Linked DNA regions of Homo sapiens: regions 2 and 3 are each linked to region 1. The links are chromatin loops, found by intact Hi-C in ENCODE. Cell type or tissue: PC-3. All regions are shown on one strand.

Region 1 (8,000 bases):
ATACTAAAGAAAGAAGTTATATCTATACCCTCATTTTCACCAATATTTGCTTACTCAAACACACATAAACCATAAGAAAAGCCATGGCTTAGCTTAGAATGTCACTTAGAATGTAGATGTCACTCAACATCTTGGGATTTCTAAAGCATTCTATAGGACCAACAAGATACTCCCAAAAGAGAGTTTAAATAGAGGAGTTTGATTTTAATTTCAGAAATTTGTCTGTCGTAGAGTGGAAAATAAGAAAAGGCATGTGATAATTAAAAAGAAACATATACCTGTGAACACTTAAAAATTTGGGTTACAACTGAAGAGTACACCTGAAGAATAAGAGAATCTGTCTTGAGCATCATACTATATAGTACTGGTTTTCTCTTTTAAAAACTGCTCTTTATTTGATAGGTAAAGTTGACGCTGATTTGTGGCCCACAGGTGTCAAGTTCACATCCTTGTCTTCTTAACATTAACACTGATCCCAACTCCACCAAAGATCACAGGGGTCCAATAAATATTTCTTATTGATGTTAATAATGATGTGGATGGGCCGGGCACAGTGGCTCACACCTGTAATCCCAACACTTTGGGAGGGTGAGGTGGGCAGATCATGAGGTCAGGAGTTCGAGACCAGCCTGGCCAATATGGTAAAACCCCGTCTCTACTAAAAGTACAAAACTTACCTGGGCATGGTGGCATGCACCTGTAGTCCCAGCTACTTGGGAGGCTGAGGCAAGAGAATTGCTTAAACCCAGGAGGCAGAGGTTGCAGTGAGCTGAGATCACACCACTGCACTCCAGCCTGGGTGACAGAGCAAGACTCCATCTCAAAAAATAATAATAATAATAATAATGATGAAGATGATGTGGATGATCAAAATAGACCAGGGTTCAACAAACTAAGGCCCAACAGGCCAAATCTGACCCACTGCCTGTTCTAGTAAATAAAGTTTCATTGAACACAGCATATCCATTCATTTGCATGTCGCTTATGAGTGCTTTCATGCTATAAAAGCAGAGTTGAGGCCAGGCGCAGTGGCTCACACCTGTAATCCCAACACTTTGGGAGGCTGAGGTGGGCGAATCATGAGGTCAGGAGTTTGAGACCTGCCTGGCCAACATAGTGAAACCCCATCTCTACTAAAAATACTAAGAATTAGCTGGGTGTGGTGGCAGGCGCCTGTAATCCCAGCTACTTGGGAGGCTGAGGCAGGAGAATCAATTGAGCGCAGGAGACAGAGGTTGCAGTGAGCCGAGATCACGCCACTGCACTTCAGCCTGGGCGACAGTGTGAGACTCCGTCTCAAAAAACAAAAAAAAAAAAACAAAAAAAAAAAACAAAAAAAAAAATGCAGAGTTGGGTAGTTGGGATAAAACCACATGACTCACAAAACATAACATATTTACTATCTGTTCCATTACAGGAAAAGTTTGACAGCTCCTCATTTAGAAGATCCCTAAGGAGTCATTAAGTGGTAATTGTCACAAAGTTTTCACGTGTAACAAATATTCTTCAGAATCTGCTGTCGTCTTATAAATCCACCAATCTCATTATCAACCCTCCCCTGTGACTGAGGCCCTGATTTCTTTCTTATTTGCCATTTCTCCGTGTCTGCAATTATTCACAAGATAACTGGGGCATCTACTACCATTGATTCTTCTTCTTTAGTAAACACAAAAAAATGAATAATCAGAGAAAGATGTGGTAAAGACTCTAACAATGCATTCAGAAGTCAACAGCAGGGATTGTAAGCAATCTCTCGTTGTCATTTTAGTTGGGGTATTTGACATAACCCATAAAGCATCCCTCAGTGACATACCTGAAGGCTGTTACTTGGAAAGTTGAGCCAGTAAACTCAAAGAAGAAATATGATATATAGCACAGCTTATTATCAAAAAGGTTTGCACCTCTGCCTTAACTAACATATCCCAGTCAAATGAATGATAGTGAAACTGAAATAACATGAAACAGCCAAAAATATATTGTTTATCATTTCAAAGTAAAATGCTAGACAAGGTCAAGGATAATGTATAGTATCTCACAAGAAATATTATCCCTAGAGCATGACGATTTTCCACATGATATTCTGGAATTTTAAAAAAAATTAAAATATTGATTATATGGGTCTTCTTTCCTCTGTAGTTGCTGTTTCATTTGACATATGATTAGAATTATGCAATTTATCTTTCTTCCTTCCGAGAAGTTGAGAAATATCAGAATTTTGAACTGGAAGGATCTTAGTTCAACCCTTTGAATTTTATTGGATGAAATTGAGGCCCAAACCACACACCCAACGGAAGAAAAACTGAACTAAAACTAAGATCTTCTGACTCTTAGTCAAAAATTCTTTTTTACACCATGATGAGTCCATTTATCTTCACCTGTTGGATATGTCAGTAGATAATTACTTGGTGAAGAAATACTAAGAGGAAGCTTTGTTGTATATACTTCCTTCGTGGTGATTTAAGTTAAATTCTGAGGCCCTAAGCAAAACTTTTAGAAAAGGTCCCATCACTGTTGATTAACTGCAGAAGAACTGAAGAGTAAACAGCTGTTCAAAGGAAAGTCCTCATCTTAGTGAGGTCAGTCCCACTTGGGCTGACCTCACTAAGACGCAGGCACCGCTCTGCTCAGGCAGTAGTTACGACCAACCGCCTTTGGAAAAACTTGTAGTTCTTTTTTTGGTTACTCCCACTGCCCCTCCTGTTCCCTAGAGTGCACAGTAAAGACTAGATGGCTTCTGTATAATGACTGTGGTCAGCTATAAATATAAGGAAAATGAACATGCAACGTCTTGATGTCAAGCTAATTTTAGCTTAACAGTTTCATTTTAAGTATGCCCAACCAAGACTGGACACACCATGGTTCAAGTTTTAAAAATAGAAATTACAAAACCACAGCGTGGAACCCAAATTGTTCAGATTGTAGTAACAGTGACTGAAATGCTCTTGGTGATGTTGCCAACAGGAGGCCCTTCAATGCACAGTGGTGAGCTCCCAAACCACATGGATAAATAGATTCGGTCACCCCTATGAGGTGAACAATAGACCCTATGTTGTGGCTTCGGTTCTGTTGTCATGAATGTAAATAATTTCTCATCATTCATATGTGGACAATGCTCTGTGTGTTACAGAACACATTCTGTGGGCAGGTGTGGAAAAGTTTTCTTACCAAGTTTTATATACTGCCATCTCAATCTTTTACCTTACCTTTTGGAGTTAGCAGCGTGTCTGACTACTGTTTCAATCCACAGAACAGCTACAGAATCTGTCTGAAGATTCCAGCCTGCTATTTTTCTTCAAATCTGGGTTTCAATCTTGGTTAATGTTTGCCCAGAAATATGTAATTGCGGACTTCCTCCTCATAAACCCTTCCAGAGTGTAGGCTGCCAGTCTAGCATGCTATTATTATCTCTTTGCCTCAGGGCTAACGCAGGGTGTGCCCTCGTAGTCACAGGATAGATGATAACCTGCTCCCTGCCAGGAAGCCAGGATGGTTAGCAGCTGCCGCTAAGAAAAAACACATCTTGCATGTGTCCAGTATTGTTTGTATTTCTTCTCCTTTGGATAAACAAATTTTAACTGGTTTATTAAAAACTCACAGGCTGGGCACGGTGACTCACGCCTGTAATCCTAGCACTTTGAGAGGCCCAGGCGGGTGGATTGCCTGAGCTCAGGAGTTTGAGATCAGCCTGAGCAACACTGTGAAACCCCCATCTCTATTAAAATACAAAAAAATTAGCTGGACGTGGCAACATGTGCTTGTAATCCCAGTTACTTGGGAGTCTGAGGCAAGAGAATTGCTTGAACCCCAGAGACGGAAGTTGCAGTGAGCTGAGATCACGCCATTGCACTCCAGCCTGGGCAACAGAGTGAGACTCGGTCTCAAAAAAAAATAATAAAAAGTAAATAAATAAATAAAAATAAAAACTCATGCTCGCCTTTTTCTTTCTTTTTTCTTTTTCTTTTTTTGAGAACTCATTTACTCTATTCACATTAGTGACTGTGATTTGGATGTGCCTGTTCTCTGTTCCTCACTCAACCTAACTTACAGAGGAATTATTTTCCATTCATTGAATGTCACTTCCTTGTGAGGCTCTGTTACACACCTGCCCCCCACCCACCTGCCCCCAGAACATGAGCACACACATACAGACAATATTAGAGTTTAAAGCAATATTTTTTGTTTTTGAGACAGGCTCTTGCTTTGTCACCCAGGCTGGAATGCAGTGGCACGATCATAGCTCACTGCAGCCTTGACCTCCTGGGCTCAAGTGATCCTTCCACCTTGGCCTCCTGGGTAGCTGGGATTACAGGTGTGTGCCACCATGCCCAGCTAATTTTTGTAGTTTTAGTAAAGATGGAGTTTTACCATGTTGTCCTGGCTGGTCTTGAACTCCTGGGCTCAAGCAATCTGCCTGCCTTGGCCTCCCAAAGTGCTGGGATTACAGGTGCAAGCCACTGTGCTCCACTTACTGCAACCTTCTTTAGGCTACCCTAGTACTGTATTACATCTCTATTATAAAATACCATGGGCTGACTTGTATTATATTTGCCTATGTCCCTTCACATTTACTTCTTCAGCTAGATTGACCTTCTTATTGATCTCTGTATTCTCAGGGCTTACCAGTTAGTTCAGGCCTAAAATAAACTTAATTAGTAATGTCTTTTGTACTAAAGTATGATTTACATATGTCAAATTCTCCCTTTTTCATGTACAGTTCCGTGAAATTTGATAAATACATGCAGTCATGTAACCACCACCACCACAATCAAGATATAGACAAGTTCCATTACCCCAAAACATATCCCATCCTATTGCAGCTAACCCCTTCCCCTCAGCCCCAGTCCCTGGCATCCCTGTTTTCTGTTCCTATGGTCCTGCATGTTATATATATATGAAAGCATTCAGTCTGCAGTCTTTAGAGTATGGCTCCTGTCACTTAATATAATGCATTTGAGATCCATCCAAATTATTACTGTTATTACTGTAGCAGTAGTTCATTCCTTTTTATTGCTAAGAAGTATTCCATTTATAAATCTGCCACAGTAATTATACCCATTCCCAGTTGAGAGACATTTGAGTTGTTTCCAGCTTGAGGAGATAGTGAATAAAGTAGCTATAAATAATCACATTCAGCTTTTTATGTGAATACACATTTTTATTTAATTTGGATAAATAACTAGAATAGGATTACTGGGTCATAGTAAGTACAGGTTTAACTTCATAAGAACCTGCTTAACTGTTTGCCAGAGGCTATATTTCCTTTCACATTCCCAGCAGCTATCTATGAATTCTAGTTTCTCTACATCCTCACCAACACGTAACATAATCAGTTTCTTTGTATTTTAGCCATTTTAATAGATGTAATTTTAATTTTCATCTCCCTAGAAATTAATGATGTTGAGCACATTTTAGTGTGTCTATTTGCCGTCCATACTTCTTTAGCAAAATGTCTACTCAAATATTTTATTCATTTTGGGGGGGTTGTTTGTTTTCTTGGAGTTTTAAAAGTTTTTTTGTATAGTCTGGACATGCATTCTCCACCAGATATGTGAATTACAAATATTTCTCCCAATCTGCTTAATAAATATTTTTAAATAAAAAAAAGTAGAAAAAAAACAGTTCTTTTGAAAAGGGTTTATGAGATTTGAATGCACAAATGATGCAGATTTATACCTTCACATCTACAAATGAGTATGCAAGATGCTTAGAATAAGGTAATAAAAAATGGTAATAGCAAATCTAAACCTACTACTGGGAAATTATTTAAGTGTAGCACACAGGGAGATTTGTTTTAGAGGGTATGCACATTTCTCAGATTGCTTTAAAAAATTATCATTTAAAAACTTTTTTTAAAGAAAACCATAATAGAAAATGTGTTACATACATTTTAATGGGAAAATCAGATATTAGTCTTTCAAATCATTGGGTTTTGTTGTTGTTGTTTTTTGTTTTTGAGACAGAGTTTTGCTCTTATTTCCCAAGCTGGAGTACAATGGTGCGATCTCAGCTCACTGCAACCTCCGCCTCCCATGTTCAAGCGATTCTCCTGCCTCAGCCTCCCGAGTAGCTGGGATTACAGGCTGGGATTACATGTGCGCGCCACCAAACCTGGCTAATTTTTTGCATTTTTAGTAGAAACAGGGTTTCACCATGTTAGCCAGGCTGGTCTCGAACTCCTGACCTCAGGTGATGTGCCTGCCTCAGCCTCCCAAAGTGCTGGGATTACAGGCATAAGCCACCACACCCGGCCCAAATCATTCTTATGATAGATAGCAGTTATTAGAATAGGTATGTATATTTACCAAGACAAATCTGACAGGTAAACTGTTCAGTACCGAAAGCCTCCTCCTGACTCCCATTGAATTAAGTCTGTGAAAAGCATATTAAAGGATTATGCAGTCAGCCTTTGTGTGTGGACATTCAAAGAAGGTTCTTTACTATGTAGACTGTGAACCTAACATTCCTAAGAGGATCTTCAGTTCCATAATAAAGTGTTTCATTGTCAATCCTATTGAAAGCAAGATTTTACAGGAAGGGAGAAAGTTTTGTTACTGTTTCTACAAATGAGGTATTCTGACTTCAAGTGAACACCAACTTGGATCAAAGGATCCAAATATACCAAATGTTGCATTTTTTAGGCATACTTATTCTCAACCAATCAATGAATATGTACTGTTTGCACCATTTTATAAACATCACAGAAGAAGTACTAGATATGGTTGCTACCTTCCTCAGGAATTCCTTCTGTTAAAGAGACTAGAAAATACAAAATAATAGCCACAACACAGTATTGACTATCACATAAAAACCAAAGACATAACAAGAAGGACAGGTTGGATGGAAAAAGAGGAAGCTATAAATACTCACTGATTTCTGTCTTGTAGGCTATTTCTCTATTAACTATCCAAAAATGCCACCAAATACAATGTTAGCTACAACAGTTTATGGGCACAATAAGGGTCAGGGCTAATGATATGAAGTCAACTTCTGAATATTATATTTTCACAACTCATTCTGGCTGTAAGTAATGCTCAGAGGAGGGATAAAATGAAAGACTAGCAAAGTCAGAGAAAATTCCACAGATGAAATGGGATATAAACTGAACCTTAAAGGGTGGGTAGATTTTGCTTAACAGAAGAGAGAGAGAAGAAAAATATGAAAGAACCAAAAGAACAGTTGTGGAATTTGTCACTCTTTGGCCTCCTGGGTAATCTAATGCCCTTGTCCATTGTGGGAACTAAGATACCAGATATTTGCATTCTAAGTCTCCCTGACAATTAGTCTAACACATGACCTAGGTTCTGCCAATTGGAATCACCTGCCCTAGACTTGAAATCAATGTCCAGTGCCATGTCGGGAAGAAGCAAGGAGCATGCAGCATGCATGTGAACCATGGATAACTGGATCTTCATCCCAGAGGCAGCCAGGGCAGGGGCTCAAGAAGCAGGACCCATGTCATAGGGGCCCGCGGTATAGTCAACAGCACAGAAATATCTTCACTGGGTCTGTTTTGCCCTGTAATATGGGGCATTATTCCTGGATACATGACCTCCAAGTCCCAAATCTTTCTGGAAATTCTATGAGCCATCTAGTATATTTTTAATGTTTCTTTTCTGCTTAAATCAGCTAAAATTCATTTTAGACTAGTGATAGGTATTGCTGTTTATAGTAAGAACCTCTTTATCGAGCCTCATATCCTGGTATAATACATCAATTAGCATCCTATCCTCACTTTTCTTAGCAGGTAATGTAGCATAGGAGTCAGGGCATGGTTCTGGAATCTGATGACCCTGGGCTCAAACCCCAGCTCCATGTGAAAGCAAATCTACAGGGAAATCTGAGGCCCTCAGCCAAGTATATGATCACACCATACACTTCCATACCTTCCTCACCCATGGCCAATAAATATGTGATTGTTGAGTGTGAATTCTAGGGTCCAAGGTCCTTTCCTAAGTCTCATTAGAATCAATATGGAAGCACTTCGAGAGGCCAAGGTGGGC
Region 2 (8,000 bases), 140 kb after region 1:
GGGGAGGCGCAGGGTCCTCTAAGGCAGGGAGGGGCAGTGCACCAGGATAAGGCCTGGTTGCCTAGGTCTAAGGACGATACTGGAAGTAGATGGTGTCCCCTGCCAGTGTTAGAGACCTGCATCATTAAACCTGTATTTGTCCAATCCTAAACCCATTCTTTCTAACTTTAGTACTTTAATTTATGTGGATTATAGAGGTACAATGATTTCAAACAATGGGCTATAGTATTCTGAAAAGGACCTTGAGATTTCTGAAGTTAAAAAAAGAAGATATAGAAAGCAGTTCTCCTCCTTATACTGGTTGCCTTATTTCGCTGAGGAAGGAAACTGAGCTACCAAATCTACTGTTATTAAATTTACACTTATTTACCTTCATTCAGATGTCGTCCTATGAACTTAGATTTTAGATGGACTCAGAGAAGTACCCCGATTGCCTTTCCTGTCAGAAAGCAACATTGGAAGTAAGTACACAAGGTGCTGCACTGCCAGGCAATGCCTTCTTGTCCATCGTCACGGTGCCTAGGAGGAACTGGGATTCCTTGTCCCAGGGGCCAATTTCTCAAACCAAAAAAAAAAAAAAAAAAAGATTCTAAATAGGTTTGCCTCCTGCCTCCCGCAAGGGAGACTGGCACACAGCTAATGGGCTCCAGCAGGACCCTCAGAGCCTGAAAGATGTACCATAATTTCCCTTTTGTGACTAACAGCAGTTCCCTGGTGCGTCACACAGCATTTTACATGTAGCGATGAATGGTTCATTAGCTCATTCCTCATCCTCTAAGCTGTGTGTAAGCTGGATTCCTTCTTCAGTGTGTTCATTTAACTTTTCTTCTTTTTTCCTCAATTTTTCTTTTCTTTCAGTTTCATTTGGATGCCTTTAAAAAAAAAGTCATTCTGTACTTTTGCCATTCTAAAGTCACCACAATCTCTCCATTCTCATTGTTTAATAAAGCCATTTTCCTTCTTGTGAGTCTCTCCCCTTCAATTATTCACAACACTCTCCTGTAGGATGATGTGTGTCACTATCAGCTGACCTGACCTCACTGTGGTCATCTTTTTTACTCCATCTGCCTTGTGACTGAAAAACACTGTAACACCTAAATTACATTATAAATTATAGATGGAGACAATTGAAGATTGTGATATAGGCTAGAAATAAGCCTTTGTTTGTTTTAGCTTAGATGGTCGTGGAGGGGTGGATGGGCTTATGATGTGTAGTTAAATCAAACATCCAAAAATGCATGATAACAACTGCAAAGACTGAAATAGAAGCTCCAACAGACCAGCCCACCTCTGAGGAGAGCCAGAGAAATGAAGGGATCAGAGAGAATGGAGGAGGATGAAAATACCAGTGAAAGAGCTGCTTCTGTTTATGTCTACTCACCAGATATACAAATTACTAATGATGAGCAACACTACAAGCAAATCTTTTAATCATGCCTTTTTCTAGCTACCAGTGATGACAGCAGCATTGGCAAGTCTCCCAGAATGGCACATGTGAGAGTTCCTCTATCTGATAGTAGGTAGTGTGGATATCAAGTACTATCTGATGTAGCAAAACTTCTTTTAATTTAGGAAATTATCATTTAATCAGACACAGTTTGTTCCATTCTGAATGGTTGTATTTTGTTCTTGGTTGAGTTCATGGATTAGAATAACCCAGGACATGAAAACCTAACCCATGATAAGATTTAGAATTGCTTGCTGTTAAGGATCTTCAAAAAAGTTTCACCTACTTTGAATGTACCTACTTTGAAAATTTAAAACACAGGAAAATTAAAATTAAGTATACAAAGTAAATATATATAAAAATTCTTTCCTGCAGTTACTTTCATCTGAGTTTTTTCCCACTGAACTATACATGGATTCTTTAATTTTTTTTAACTTAGGAGAGTTTAGTAATTATGAACTATGAATTTTTTCTTCCTTTTTAAAAAAAGTAATTATAATTCAAAAGAATCAGGAAAAAATCCACCAGCAAATAGAACTGAAATATGTTCTAAAAGATTAATGTTACTTCTCCAACATGTTTAACTATTAATGTGATATACAGTTTAAATTAATTTATTTCACCTCTAAATTTTGAATATTTTAAAATTACTCTTTGTTCACTATAACTAATAGTAGCTGCTGGCATTTCCTTCTCCAAACATCACTAGACTTTAAAGTTCTAGTGATTCAGACAAGGCTTTTTTCTCTATTTGAAAATACCAAAACTATTTGCTCCCTGAGAGAGGGGATATTGTCTTACTCATTATCTGTCTCTAGTACCACCTAATTCAAAGTGGATAGTCAATAAATATTTTTTGAAATCAAATGAAAATTTTTTTAAAGACAGGGTCTTGCTCTGTCACCCAGGCTGGAATGCAGTGGTGTGATCAGGGCTCACTGCAGTCTCAATCTCCTGGGCTCAACTGATCCTCCCACCTCAGCCCCACTAGTAGCTGGGACCACAGGTGTGAACCACCATGCCCAGCTAATTTTAAAATTTTTTTTGTAGTCAATGTATTGCCCAGGCTGGTCTCAAATTCCTGAGCTCAAGCCATCCTCTGGTTTTGGTCTCCCAAAGTATTGGGATTACAGGAGTGAGCCATGACCAGGCCAAATGAAATTTAAAATCAACTTTAAGCTCTCAAAATTTGCCACTTGTGAATAGCAGACTAAAAAAACAAAAATAAAACCTCATTCTCCCTATGACAATGGAAACCCAAATGCCTAGCATCACCAAAATATATTAACATCTTAAATACCTAATTTATTATTTAAGGCATAACTCAGATACCAAAGGAATATAGTGTTCTGGTAAAAATAAGATCTTAATAATTTAGGCCAATAAAGGAGCCTACCAGCTTGACTAAGTACAATGGCGCATTATTTTACTACAGTACTGTTGTTCTAATTTATTCAGCATCTACATATGCAGACCTTAAAGGTGTTTTAATGTATAGCAAGTGTAACTTCCTAACTTTTTAGAGTTTGGTTGATTTGGATATATCTTTAAAGGTCATTGGTTTAGTGAATAAAATAGTATCTCATTTATCTAGTAGTATCAGAAATAAGATATTTCAATTTTGTATATTTTGAGAGAACTCTTTCTAAATCTAAATCTAAAGTGACCTACACACTTCCCTACCTTGTTAAGGAAAGTGAACATAATTTAATTTTCCTGATGGCTCAGAGATTTCCTCATGAGCCTCCATCCCTACACAATTTCACTACAATGGCTGTAGGACCCAGAGCAGGTAGGCTGCTTTTCCCTTACATAACACCATGTATGTATGTGATATTACACAGTTCACAGAATTGTTATGAACACATCAGTGCATTTAATTTGTATTAAGTGGTTCCAGACTGCCATACTTTTTAGTTTCTTCAGCAGTTTTTCTACGTTCTAATTTGCTTTCAGATTGTTTGGCTGTCACTGCTTGCAGCTAATAGTGCCTCCTTTGGGTTCCTCCCTACAGATTTCTAATTATCAGTCTCCAGTTTCATATAACTTAAATAGGAGATAGGCAGATGTGTTAAAACTGTCTCTAAAATAGGCTGGGCATAGTGGCCCATGCCTATAATCCCAGAACTTTGGGAGGATAAGGAGGGAGGATCACATGAGGCCAAGAGTTTGAGAACAGCCTGGGCAACCCAGCAAGACCCCATCTCTGTAAAACAGTAAAATTACCCAGGTGTGGTGGCATGCCCTTGTAGACCCAGCTACTCAGAGGCTGAGGCAGGAAAATTCCTTGAGCCCAGGAATTTGAGGCTGTAGTGAGCTATGGTCTCATCACTGCACTCTAGCCTGGACCACAGAGTAAGACCTTGTCTCTAAAACAAACAAACAAACAAACAAACAAAATTATCTCTAAGTGAACTTAGAGTTGAAGTGAAGCTTTGGGAAATTCTATAAATATTAATGTTCATAAGCCATGGCACGTGGATTTTCTGATAGCCCTTTAGTCTTCACAAAGCCAGTATTCTTAAAGCTATTAATCATATTCCATCCATCCATCCAAATAATACTTACATGCAGAGTGCCTCCCAGAGTCAGAAACTAATATATAACAGGATTACAATGATTAATAAAACAAATATGGTCATTACCCTAATGGAATGTACAATTTAGGAGAGAGAAAGGCAATAAACAAGTGAACAAGCAAATAAACACTTAACTGCAACCCTGGTATGTATGTTCTCATTGTGATTATAGTAACCACAAATCCCCAACATGATCACTGTAGTATAATTACCTTCTATTTATACTGCTTAGTACTTCGTGGCATTTTCATGTTAACCACAAAAGTTAGGAAGTGAAAGCCTTGACAAACAGGAAACTAAGATTCAGAGAACTTTATAAGGTCAGTGGTCCAACCAGAGCTTGAACAAAGTAAATCTGATTCCCCCAACCCCCATCTTGTGTTCTTTCCATTTGATGAAAGGACATAGCTTGGAACAAGCTCCATAGAGGAGCTATCTTTCCTTCACTATCCCTAGGTTTTATCACCTACAAAGCCCACCGCAATCTTTCGAGGCTGGTTCATTAACAATTTGACAAGTTTGTATTCGTTCTTTAAAAATTCGACCTCTACCCAGCAAGTTATTGAATACCCTTAGCAAAGTCACTCAATAAACAATGATAGTGGTTAGAATAGGTTCTCATGGGAGATAAGGTTTCATTTCAGGGATGTTTTCTTTCAGTCACCAGTAAAATATCTGAGCAGCACCATCTTGCAGAACAAGATACAAGGCACTCAGAGGGGCAAGGCAGTAAAGACATTTTAGTGATTTTAATTAAGAAGGTAGTGAATTTTAGTCGTGAATACCACAAAGGAGGGGTAGCAGAGGAAAAGGACAAAGAACAAGGACCAGGACTTGGAAGTCATCAGCATTAATAGGTTATAGAAAGTACAGTGCTCAAGAAAGACCCCTGTGAATGTGTGAGCTGAGTTATATAAAGAGGCAGAGACCCTGGTGCTGGTAGGACCAAAGTCACATGCCTGAAGACCAAGAGATCTGAGATTGTGCCAGCAAAAGAATTTCAAGAACTTCAGAGAGCCACATTTCAGTCAAGGGAATTAAACTCAAATTTTAGGGTGGCATAGGTGAAATTAAATATTAGTAAATATTGGCAAATATAATAATTCAACAAATGTCTTGTTTATTTAATGACAAAACAAATATCCAGTTAACTGAAGACAGCCATTGCCATATGATAGTTTACCATGGCTTTATTTATTTATTATTATTATTTTGAGTTGGAGTTTCACTCCTCCACCTATTGTGTTCAAGCGATTCTCCTACCTCAGCCTCCCAAGCAGCTAGGATTACAGGAAAGTGCCACCACGCCCAGCTAATTTTGTTGTTTTAGTAAAGATGGGGTTTTGCCATGTTGGCCAGGCTGGTCTCGAACTCTTGACCTCAGGTGATCCACCCGTCTCAGCCTCCAAAAGCACTGGGATTACAGGTGTGAGCCACCACACCCAATCAACTTTCAATAAATTTTTAAGAAAATATTTTAATGGTCTTCCTAATTAAAAGAATCTGACCAGGCGCTGTGGCTGTAATGTAATCCCAATTCTTTGGCATGTCAAGGCGAGCAGATCACTTGAGGCCAAGAGTTCGAGACCAGCCTGGCCAACACAGTGAAACTCCTTCTCTACCAAAAATACAAAAATTAGCCAAGCGTGCTGGCACGTGCCTGTAATCCCAGCTACTCCAGGGGTTGAGGCAGGAGAATTTCTTGAACCCAGGAGGCAGGGGTGATGGTGAGCCGAGATCATGCAACGGTACTCCAGCCTGGGGGAAAAAGCAAGACTCTGTCTCCAAAAGAAAAAAAAATCTACTTTGGCTTACTCTAATTATTTTTTGTGATTATATACATAATAATCATCAAATTGGTTTTGTGGCCTTTTATTACCACACCTCTGTGCTCTCTTTAAGATTAACCTCATCGGTAATTTACTATTATATTATGTTTTTCAGTGAAAGAATAATTTTATGTTTTGTATTTACATATCATTCCCTATAAAAGTGAAAAGTAGACATTGCTATCTTAAGTATGCAAAAAATTAGCTTCCTAGGCATGACAAGAAAAGAATATATTTTCATTTTTAACATATATTTAAACTTTATATAGCATTGCTATACTAATATGCTAATAATAAGCTAATAAATGTTTGTTGACTTGAGCATCACAACTACATAGTTTTTTGTTTGCATGTTTGTTGTCTTTTTTGTTGTTGGTGGTGGTGGTTGCCAGAAATATGATACAATACATCCAACTAACTGCTTTAATAACCAAGTAAATTAGGGGAAGGTTTTTAGCCCCTTTTGGAAATGATCAACAGAAGAATCTTGGTCTCCAGAGTCCTATCTCTACTCTTTTTTAGTTAATATATAAGCTAAATTCTTCTAATAAAGAATTTACTATTCTATATTCCCATGAAATAAAAAGAGAAGCATTTTCAGAAAGGAGGAGTTTAAGGAAAATAAAGTTGGGCTCAGTAGCTCCCTGCACTTTGGGAGGCCAAGGTGGGAGGATTGCTTGAGCTCAGGAGTTCAAGACCAAGCCTGGGCGACATAGTGAGAACTCATCTCTATAAAAAATAAAATTCTCTACAAAAAATAAAACTCATCTCTACTAAAAATAAAATTAGTCAGGCGTGGTGGTGTATGCCTATAGTCCCAGCTACTTGGGAGGCTGACGCAGAAGGATTGCTTGAGCTGGTGAGACTGAGGCTGTAGTGGGCTGAAATCAGACCACTGCACCACTCCAGCCTGGGTGACAGGGAAAGACCCTGTCTCAAAAAAAAAAAAAAAAAAAAGGTAGGGGAAGGGAGGGGAGGGGAGGGGAGAGGAGAGGGAAGAGGAGGGAAAGGGAGGGGAGGGGCACTGCTATGACCCAGTCTCCTGTTGTCTGTAAGTCACAAAGATAAACAGATTCAGTATTTTCATTGCTACCCACCCAAAAGCCCCAAAGGAGATTTCCAGTGTCCTCCCTTGTCATCCATGCAGGCCGACCGATTCTCAAAACAGTCCCAAAGCTAAGGACACCCTTGTTTGAAAAAAAAAAAAAAAAAAAAAGTCGAAGAAGAATGCCACACCATTTTGGCATTTTTCCAAAACTCAATTGCTACCACTCACATTAACACCACAGCCCTACAGAGACATAAAGAAGTACGCCCCTGCTAACAGGAAGATGCATTGAAACCAAACGAAATCTACCAACGCTTGAATGGCATGTTTTCATTTCACTCAGTGATCTCTGAACATTGATCTTCCCTTGATCATTTCCCAATTTCCTAGGCTCAACCAGGGAAACCCACTGAATAGCAAGTAATCTAGCAAATTCTTTACCTTCTCTGTTAGTATAATTGATCAACAATATCCATTGCTCTTTTAAAACACATGGATGTAGATGTATATATATATACACATTTATGTATCACTGTATTCTTTTTTTTTTTTTTTTTTTGAGACGGAGTTTTGCTCTTGTCACCCAGGCTGGAGTGTAATGGCTCATTGCAACCTCCACCTCCCAGGTTCAAGTTATTCTCCTGCCTCAGCCTCCCGAGTAGCTGGGATTACAGGTGCCCACCACCACACCTGGCTAATTTTTGTATTTTTAGTACAGACGGGGTTTCACCATGTTGCTTGGCCAGGCTGGTCTCGAACTCCCGACCTCAGGTGATCCACTCGCCTTCGCCTCCCAAAGTGCTGGCATTGCAGGCATGAGCCACTGTGCCTGGCCTATCACTGTATTCTCAAAAGTATTTTTAGAAAATTTGGCATGTTTCATGCTGATTTTTTGAGAGAAATATAGTTAACTAGTAAAGCACAAATTAAAATTGAAAAGGTAGAGCACACCAATCATTTTTCTTTGTGATATACACACATGCATAATATTTATGAAAACAACCATTCTTAAGCATTGAAACAAGGCCATTGGGAACCTTGGACTTGGTTTGGGTACATCTAGAACATTTACATGATGGTGAGTTCCTGCTGCTTCA
Region 3 (8,000 bases), 170 kb after region 1:
AAGTACATCAGTTGTTTTAGCAAATGAGTTCTTTCATCGGAAAAGATGAAAGATGTCATCGTTCTAGTACGAGAATGATGTGCACTGAAGACACTACTTACAACTAAAAAGTTCGTTTAATGCATGGAACAAGAGAATAATAGAACTTGAGCATTCTACTGATATCATTTTCATATTTTTTAATATCAATAACTATGTGGATATACGCATAGCCAATCACAACTGTATGTAACTGAGCAGCCATTTAGAGCACTTAAGGAGAACAGAATACTTCTCTGAGGCTTTGACATGATAAACATATAAGTTCACTATCTAAACATTAAGTCATATTTTAAATGGATACTTTAAGCAATCGCTTCCTGTACAACCAGAATGAGATATATGCTGATTTTAATGACAGTGATAATAAAGTTGGTTACGTAATTCCAACCCAGTCACTGGGTAAAATGATGAGCATTAGTGTTCAGAGGCAAAGTTTCTTAAGGGAAATTATTATCATGATTAATGTGGTTAACATAAAAAGTGGTAGGCTAGTGGGGCGCTGGGAGGGATGGAACAGCTGCTTGACTCTCACAGCAAAACAAGGTTCACTTTTTTTAAAGTTTTTCTTTACGAGGTTATTTTGTCGTAATTGTTGGCAATATTAGATAGTAATAGTTTCTTTTAAATAGAAAACATATATTCTTGCCACTGAATTTCTACATTTTCACTGGCAATCCAAACTTCCTTAGTGCTCTTTTGCTTATCATCAGTGTTAGTTTTCCTGCAATAAATGTGCTTAGCTAGATAAGTACTAGAAAGCTTAAATGGACGAGTTGAGTTTTTCTCTTTTTCAACTCTCTGAAAACAACTTCACTTTATTAAGAAGATAGAAAGGTGGGAAGTAAATGAAACAAAACACAAATTTTGGTCTTCAGAGTGACTGTTTCCTGAAAGATTACTAAAATCCTCAATTCTAAAGATTCAATGAGTTTTAGAAGATCATAAAAAATAAAAGTAGAGGAGTGTTCCCCTAAATTTTTATTTTAGAAAATACAAGACATGGCTGGGCGCGGTGGCTCACACCTGTAATCCCAGCACTTTGGGAGGCCAAGGCAGAAGGATCACGAGGTCAGGAGTCTGAGACCAGCCTGGCCAACATGGTGAAACCCCGTCTCTACCAAAAATATAAAAATTAGCCGGGCGTGGTGGCGCACGCCTGTAATTCTAGCTACTCAGGAGGTTGAGGCAGAAGAATTGCTTGAACCTGGGAGGCAGAGGCTACAGTGAGCTGAGATCGCACCACTGCAGTCCCGCCTGAGCAACAGAGTGAGGCTCCATCTCAGACAGAAAAAAAAAAAAATGGAAAAGAAAGTTCAAGACACTAGGAGACAGGTAAATAATGTATCCAAATGATTGTTAAAGCCCATTTGTAACTAAGAAATGGGTAGCAGGATTATGTGTCATTTTTAATTCATTATACTCATCTGCATTTTCAAAAACAATGTTACAATAAACATGTTACTTTTATCAGCAGATAAGAGGATTTAAATGCTTTCCCATTTCCGGCTGCCAGGTCAGCCTCCTGATCCAGCTCTTAGTGGAGATCAAGAGCTTATACTTTTTTCCTAAATCCACACCACTGGCACAGCACTGAACGCGTCCCAGGTGCTCAGCAAGTCTGGACTGACTAATTAATTGATGTAGGGGTCCTTCACCTTTGTACACCTCTGTACTTAAAACACTGTTCTCAAGGGTGTCTAAACACACTTAGAAAAAGCTGCTCTGGTTTTAAACGACATATAAATTCCCTACTAAAGCAACTTCTCTCTGTTCATCATTACTCAAAAGCAGATGAGTAAGGTGACATTTCACGTTGCTAGTTAGAAGTGGCTTGGAACAAAAAGCCACTAACTTCTGGTTTAGACTTTGTTCACTCTAAAAATAAGTTACTTGGGGTATCAGATATGACCTAGTCTTTCCTTTTTTTTTTTTTTGACGGAGTCTCGCTCTGTCGCCAGGCTGGAGAGCAGTGGCACGATCAAGGTTCACTGCAACCTCCACCTCCAGGGTTCAAGGGATTCTCCCGCCTCAGCCTCCCAAGTAGCTGGGACTACAGGCACGCGCCACCACACCCATCTTTAGTAGAGATGGGATTTCACCATGTTGGCCAGGATGGTCTCAATCTCTTGGCCTTGTGATCCGCCTGCCTCGGCTTCCCAAAGTGCAGTGGCGTGAGCCACTGCGCCCAGCCTAGTCCTTAACGTTTTTATCAAGAGTGCTGCCTACACATTTCAATTGTAGATGTATTAAAATTGAGATTACTCATTTTTTCCAAAGAATGTGGGAAAGCGATTGCCATAATCTCCTTAAGGACAAGGTCTCCATCATCCTTCCACCTCTAGTGCTGGGGCCAGGATGTGGGGCAGAGTAGGTGCTTGGTAACTGTTGAGGATTTAATGAATCAATCAATCAGTACTCCTACACACCTACCTTGTCACAGGTGGACACAATATGTTTCACAGAGAAGAGTGGTCTAAAAATATTTATTCCAAGTATTAAGGTAAACACCCTATCACTACCCAAGACACAATAAAAGGGCAATAAAACATTGTTTTCTACACGTTAAGCACCTGAAATCTTTTTTTTTTTAATTTGAGTTGGAGTTTCACTCTTGTTGCCCAGGCACTTTTGTTGCCAGGCTGGAGTGCAATGGCGTGATCTCGGCTCACTGCAACCTCTGCCCCGCTGGCTCAAGAGATTCTCCTGTCTCAACCTCCCAAGTAGCTGGGATTACAGGTGCCCGCCACCACGCCCAGCTAATTTTTGTATTTTTAGTAGAGATGGGGTTTCACCATGTTGGCCAGGCTGGTCTCGAACTCCAGACCTCAGGTGATCCACCCGCCTTGGCCTCCCAAAGTGCTGGGATTACAGGCATGAACCACAGTGCCCAGTCCCTAAAACCATTTCATAAGAATATTTGTGGCTAATGATTAAATGTAATGGGAAATAAAGCCTTTTTAAGCTGAAGCTATTTTAACAAACAGGAGAATTCTAGAGTTGAATTATGTGTAAAACACAAAAAGACCTTGAATAAATGTCAACAAGTTATGAAAATTGTTCACCTCATAAAACATATAGATTTACAGCCTGAGTCAAAATGCATGGCTTAAAATGACGCTGTTTCTCTAGCATCTTCCAGGGAGTGCTTTCTTGGTTACTCTTCAGTGTTTTAATAATACTCTTTTTTCTTCTGCTTTTTAAAACTTTTGTGCTGTCAGATATATATGATACTCCATGCCACCTTGCTAATGCTAAGACAGCTATTGTATCCATAAAACCACTGCACAGTGTCTAAATCAGGAGCTGAATATGTTCTTCTACCTTTTATCGGCTCTAAAAAATGCAGAGCAAACATTATCTATTGTTAATTACCTGTAAAGTAGGGCTTTAGCCACTTCCCCTGTTTCTAAGAGCCCTGAAGTGAAACCTAAAAGAAGTCACCCATTGTTTTCAATTGTGCAAGGGCCAGGAGCAAACAGGGCTCAAATTGCAGCTCTGAAAGGCCACAGGAAATTGGCATACCACTAATCTGCACTCAACTATTCAAAGAAACAAAGCCTGCATTCCTGCTGAAAAACTCACCAGCAGAAACCCAAGGCAGATCTGTTCAGTAAGGACCACAGAATAAATCTGCAGAAATAAAAGTTTTTAATTAGAGTGCCATGAGACCTGGCTCTAGTTTCCTAGCTCTGAGAGTAACACACATCGTTTAGATTTCTACGTAGTCTTCCCAATTTTCTCCAAAATGAGACTACATAATTAGAATCCTTCCTGTTTAATGATGTCAGCAGGGATGGGGTTGGAGGAGATAATAAGAGGTCAACTGTTCACTATAGATAGCTGAGTTATAATAAACTAGAGTACTGAAATAATAAAAATGTAAGGGGATTTAAATTTACTTTTGTGTATTTGGGCTTTAAACATTCCCTGTAAACACAACAACGTTGTTTCTAAAGCATAGGAGTTGAATACAGTTAAGAAATTGGCCAGATTATCTTTCATATGGAACAGAGCAATTTAAAATGAGCTTCCTATAACATTCAAGTATGAAAATAAGGATTGTTTTTTTCAACTGGATATTCCATCACAGCAAAAGTCATGAGCCAAACCCTGATGCTTCAGCTGGTTTGGCCCATCTGCTTGATCTTACATAGTGAGAGCAGAATGAACTAACAGAATCAGGGAGTTTAGGTTCTAGTCCTAACTTTATCAATAAATGTGAAAATCATAATCCTCCCTGTGTTAGATTTTATCTGCAAAACTAGGCTAATAACTTGGCCCCTCTTTCACTCGTAAGTATGTCAAAAGCCCAATATGTTATAACCTAGGTACTTACAGAAAATGTGTGCAATATACAATCTGAGATATTACTGTATTTACTAATAATAGTGCTTTGAGTGATAGATTCCATAATATTATAGATCTATCCCCAAGACCATTCAAAAGTATTTACAGCCATAGTACATATGAAAAAAAAGAATGTTTTGAGGGGTTTCATGCCTATGCCAAGTTCAGCAAGAAGAGTAAACAATAGTTTAGTATCCAGGAGAAAGAGCATTAGCATCTAAGAAGCTGGGAAGGGCCCTGGCATTTTTTTTTTTTTTACTTTTTTAATTACTCTTAAGGATACTTTGGACGCTTAACAGAGAAGACCAAGTGGTTTGCATTATCAATAACTAAAAATACATTAGTAAAATGAAGGAGGAGTTGATTCCAGGCATTTCCATGTCAGGCCTATCTATTTGGGATGTTATAGAAAGGATGCATTATTATATCCCGTGAGAGGTGAGCCAATTCCACAGCCTTGAACATCTGTCTCCTCTAGTGCCAGAGGTTTTACTGCCACAATTCTTAAAATTAGTCTCCCCTGGAAACCTTAACATGATCAATGATATTACTGAAATTCTCTGCAGCAGATAATTACATATCTTTTTTAGAATTCTATTTACTAGTATTTGCTAGACAAAAATGACTTTAGGCAGGAGACACATCATGTCAGAATATATATTTTATTAATGCAGTGAATGGCCCTCTGGCCAGAAAAACAGAAGCCAAATATGGGCTTTTATGACTCGATTGTAAAATGCAGGGAAAAATATCAATGAATATTTATTGAGTGCCTACTATGGGCAAAGCACCTTAGGAGTACAGGTAAATCTACAACATAAACCCAGTCTGAAAGAATTATAATATGGAAGGGAGACAAGACATAAACACTAAAAACTCAACATTAAAAGTAATGATCAGTTTACAGAATGTTGTTACTAAAGAATTTCTGAGAGAGATTATTTTGCCATGATCCAGTCAGAAAAGTAGGATTTAAACCTTGTTGCAAAGAATAGGATTGAAAAGGCAAAGACAGTGTCTCAGGTCTGGAGTTGAAGGTGTGTTGCAGGGACAGAGAGCGAACCAATTCCACTGGATAGAAGATTTATGTTTCAGAAAAGTAGGAAAGAAGGGTGAAAGGGCAGGGTAGGAGTCTGAAAGCGCAGCCACAAATACGCAGTGCATGAGTTTTAACTTAATCCTAGACTTAATGTAAAGAGTGACTGCAGGAAAAGACGGCAGGGCAAGAGGCAAAGACAAGACTTGGGGTGTCAAAAAGACATACAGTCTGATGAACTGGAAAAGATTAATTTTTAATATGGTTATTTGTTATGCAGTCATGCTGTAGACCAGTAACATCATATGATAAATGACACAAATGTTTCCAAGTGTAAATCATCATATTCCAAGTAGGCAGCCACCAGTAGACACACATTTTCCATTGGGTCAAAAGGACCCAAAATTTTATTTGCACACAAAAGTATAGTTGTGTGTTTTTTCCCCTTGAGAACGGATCCCATAGGTAACATCTGAACAGCCCCCATCACGAAATCGCCGCTCTATGCTCCCCGCTGCCTGCGGTTGACTTAGTCATTTGTTGTGCCATAGGAAGGAGGTGACAGTTACTGCTTGGATATGTTTGTAGGGCATAACCTCAAAGGAACTTCCTCACACTCTATAGTAGAAAGAAATAAATGTTTGTTTTGAAAGATAAGTATGGGTAAGTAGAAAAAAATGCTCAAGGGCAAATACTTTTAAAAAAATGCTTTATGAAAGAATGTTGGGTTTTGTTTTTTTTCAAAAAAGGCAAGTTCAAGCAGACTATTTTTTTCCAAGAGTACTGCCTGCTTTTCTTCTTTCCAAAATTTGCCAGATTTTACAATCCACACAAAGCATATTTTCCCTAAGGATTAAGAGATCCTTTCTCCCTCATTAAAATTTTTATTTAAGAAATTAAGGGACCACAGGGTACCATATCCCATTATTTACATAGAGTGTGAAGTAATTTTGGACTCTCACACTTGACTTTTTTTTTTTACCAAACTTTGGAAATCAAGCAATGCCAGGTTCCTCAAATTCAAGTTTTGCTATTTTATAAAGATCACCTTAAAAAATTTTTTTTCCCAAGTCTCTACATGTGCCTCGTATATACCACCTATAAAATAGAAAAAAATTTAAATTCCAATACTATTATTTACAAGTATTTCAAATTAAAAGAAAAAAAAAAATAGCCGGGCGCGGTGCTCACACCTGTAATCCCAGCACTTTGGGAGGCCGAAGTGGGCGGATCACGTGAGGTCAGGAGTTTGAGACCAGCCTGACCCACACGGAGAAACCCCATCTCTACTAAAAATACAAAATTAGCCAGGCTTGGTGGCGCATTCCTATAATCCCAGCTACTTGGGAAGGCTGAGGAAGGAGAATCGCTTCAACCCGGGAGGTGGAGGTTGCGGTGAGCCGAGATCGCGCCATTGCACTCCAGCCTGGGCAACAAGAGCAAAACTCTGTCTCAAAATAAAGAAAAAAAATGACCAATTCCAAACCCAAACTATTTTGCCCTTCTTCTGTGTTGCTTCTGTAAGAATTCAGGTTTTATTGGATCTGCCTATCTTTATGCTATATTCTCTTCAGGAATTGTAAATTAAACTCCCAAACTTCAAGTACAAACAAGGTCCACATAATGAAAACAGTACAGGCCTTTAAAAGTATTGTTCATGTCTTTTTCTCATTCAGTTGGTTCTATTTCCTACTAGATGCTTATCCTTGAGCATGTCATTTCACCTTTCTCGGGTTCAATTTACTTTATTTTATTATTATTATTTTGAGACGGAGTTTTGTTCTTGCTGCGCAAGCTGGAGTGCAATGGCGTGATCTCGACTCACTGCAACCTCCACCTCACAGGTTCAAGCGATTCTCCTGCCTCAGCCTCCCAAGTAGCTGGGATTACAGGTGTGAGCCACCACGCCTGGCTTTGTTGTTGTTGTTGTTGTTTTGAGACGGAGTCTCGCTCTGTGGCCCAGGCTGGAGTGCAGTGGCATGATCTCGGCTCACTGCAAGCTCCGCCTCCCGGCTTAACGTCATTCTCCTGCTTCAGCCTCCCGAGTAGCTGGGACTACAGGCGCCCGCCACTACACCCAGCTAATTTTTTATATTTTTAGTAGAGACGGGGTTTCACCGTGTTAGCCAGGCTGGTCTCGAACTCCTGACCTCAGGTGATCCGCCCGCCTCGGCCTCCCAAAGCGCTGGGATTACAGGGATTACATATTGCCCAATCACCTTCCTTCCTTTCTCTATCATCATCACCACCACCAGCAGGCAGAGAAAAATACAGGGAATAAGGAAAACCAAGACTCTTTATGTTGCAAACATTTTTTTTCTTTTCTTTTTTTTTTTTTTGAGGCAGAATCTCGCTCTGTCGCCCAGGCTGGAGTGCAGTGGCGAGATCTCGGCTCACTCCAAGCTCCGCCTCCTGGGTTCATGCCATTCGCCTGCCTCAGCTGGGACTACAGGCGCCCGCCACCACGCCTGGCTAATTTTTTAATTTTTAGTTGGGAGGGGGTTTCACTGTGTTAGCCAGGATGGTCTCGATTTCCTGACCTCGTGATCCGCCCACCTCGGCCTCCCAAAGTGCT

The links. Hi-C counts contacts between places; a loop is a spot of excess contacts. Peaks named below come from ENCODE experiments on the same cell type or tissue, not always from the same donor. Only the 100,000 strongest peaks of a DNase experiment are listed, where the experiment ranks them.
Region 2: a loop joins it to region 1, with 15 times the contacts of the local background. A loop is called at or near these places in 2 of 110 quality-filtered maps.
Region 3: it touches region 1 in a loop (7-fold over the local background); 3 of 110 quality-filtered maps call a loop at or near these places.

The regions. Positions count from the first base shown.
Region 1 is chr4:123,583,739-123,591,738 of GRCh38, reverse strand. No RefSeq gene overlaps it. Among named protein-coding and RNA genes, the nearest start is that of LINC01091, 62 kb to the left of the region's middle. RefSeq lists enhancers at 2,858-2,907, 6,179-6,696. In PC-3, no CTCF peak of the experiment used is centred here; DNase peaks (open chromatin) are centred at 3,038 and 3,438; H3K4me3 peaks cover 1,126 bases; H3K27ac peaks cover 2,592 bases.
Region 2 is chr4:123,446,220-123,454,219 of GRCh38, reverse strand. No RefSeq gene overlaps it. Among named protein-coding and RNA genes, the nearest start is that of SPRY1, 53 kb to the right of the region's middle. In PC-3, no CTCF peak of the experiment used is centred here; DNase peaks (open chromatin) are centred at 1,469 and 4,239; H3K4me3 peaks cover 766 bases; H3K27ac peaks cover 3,175 bases.
Region 3 is chr4:123,414,170-123,422,169 of GRCh38, reverse strand. No RefSeq gene overlaps it. Among named protein-coding and RNA genes, the nearest start is that of SPRY1, 21 kb to the right of the region's middle. RefSeq lists an enhancer at 3,306-3,863. In PC-3, no CTCF peak of the experiment used is centred here; DNase peaks (open chromatin) are centred at 399, 3,529 and 5,979; H3K4me3 peaks cover 612 bases; H3K27ac peaks cover 5,878 bases.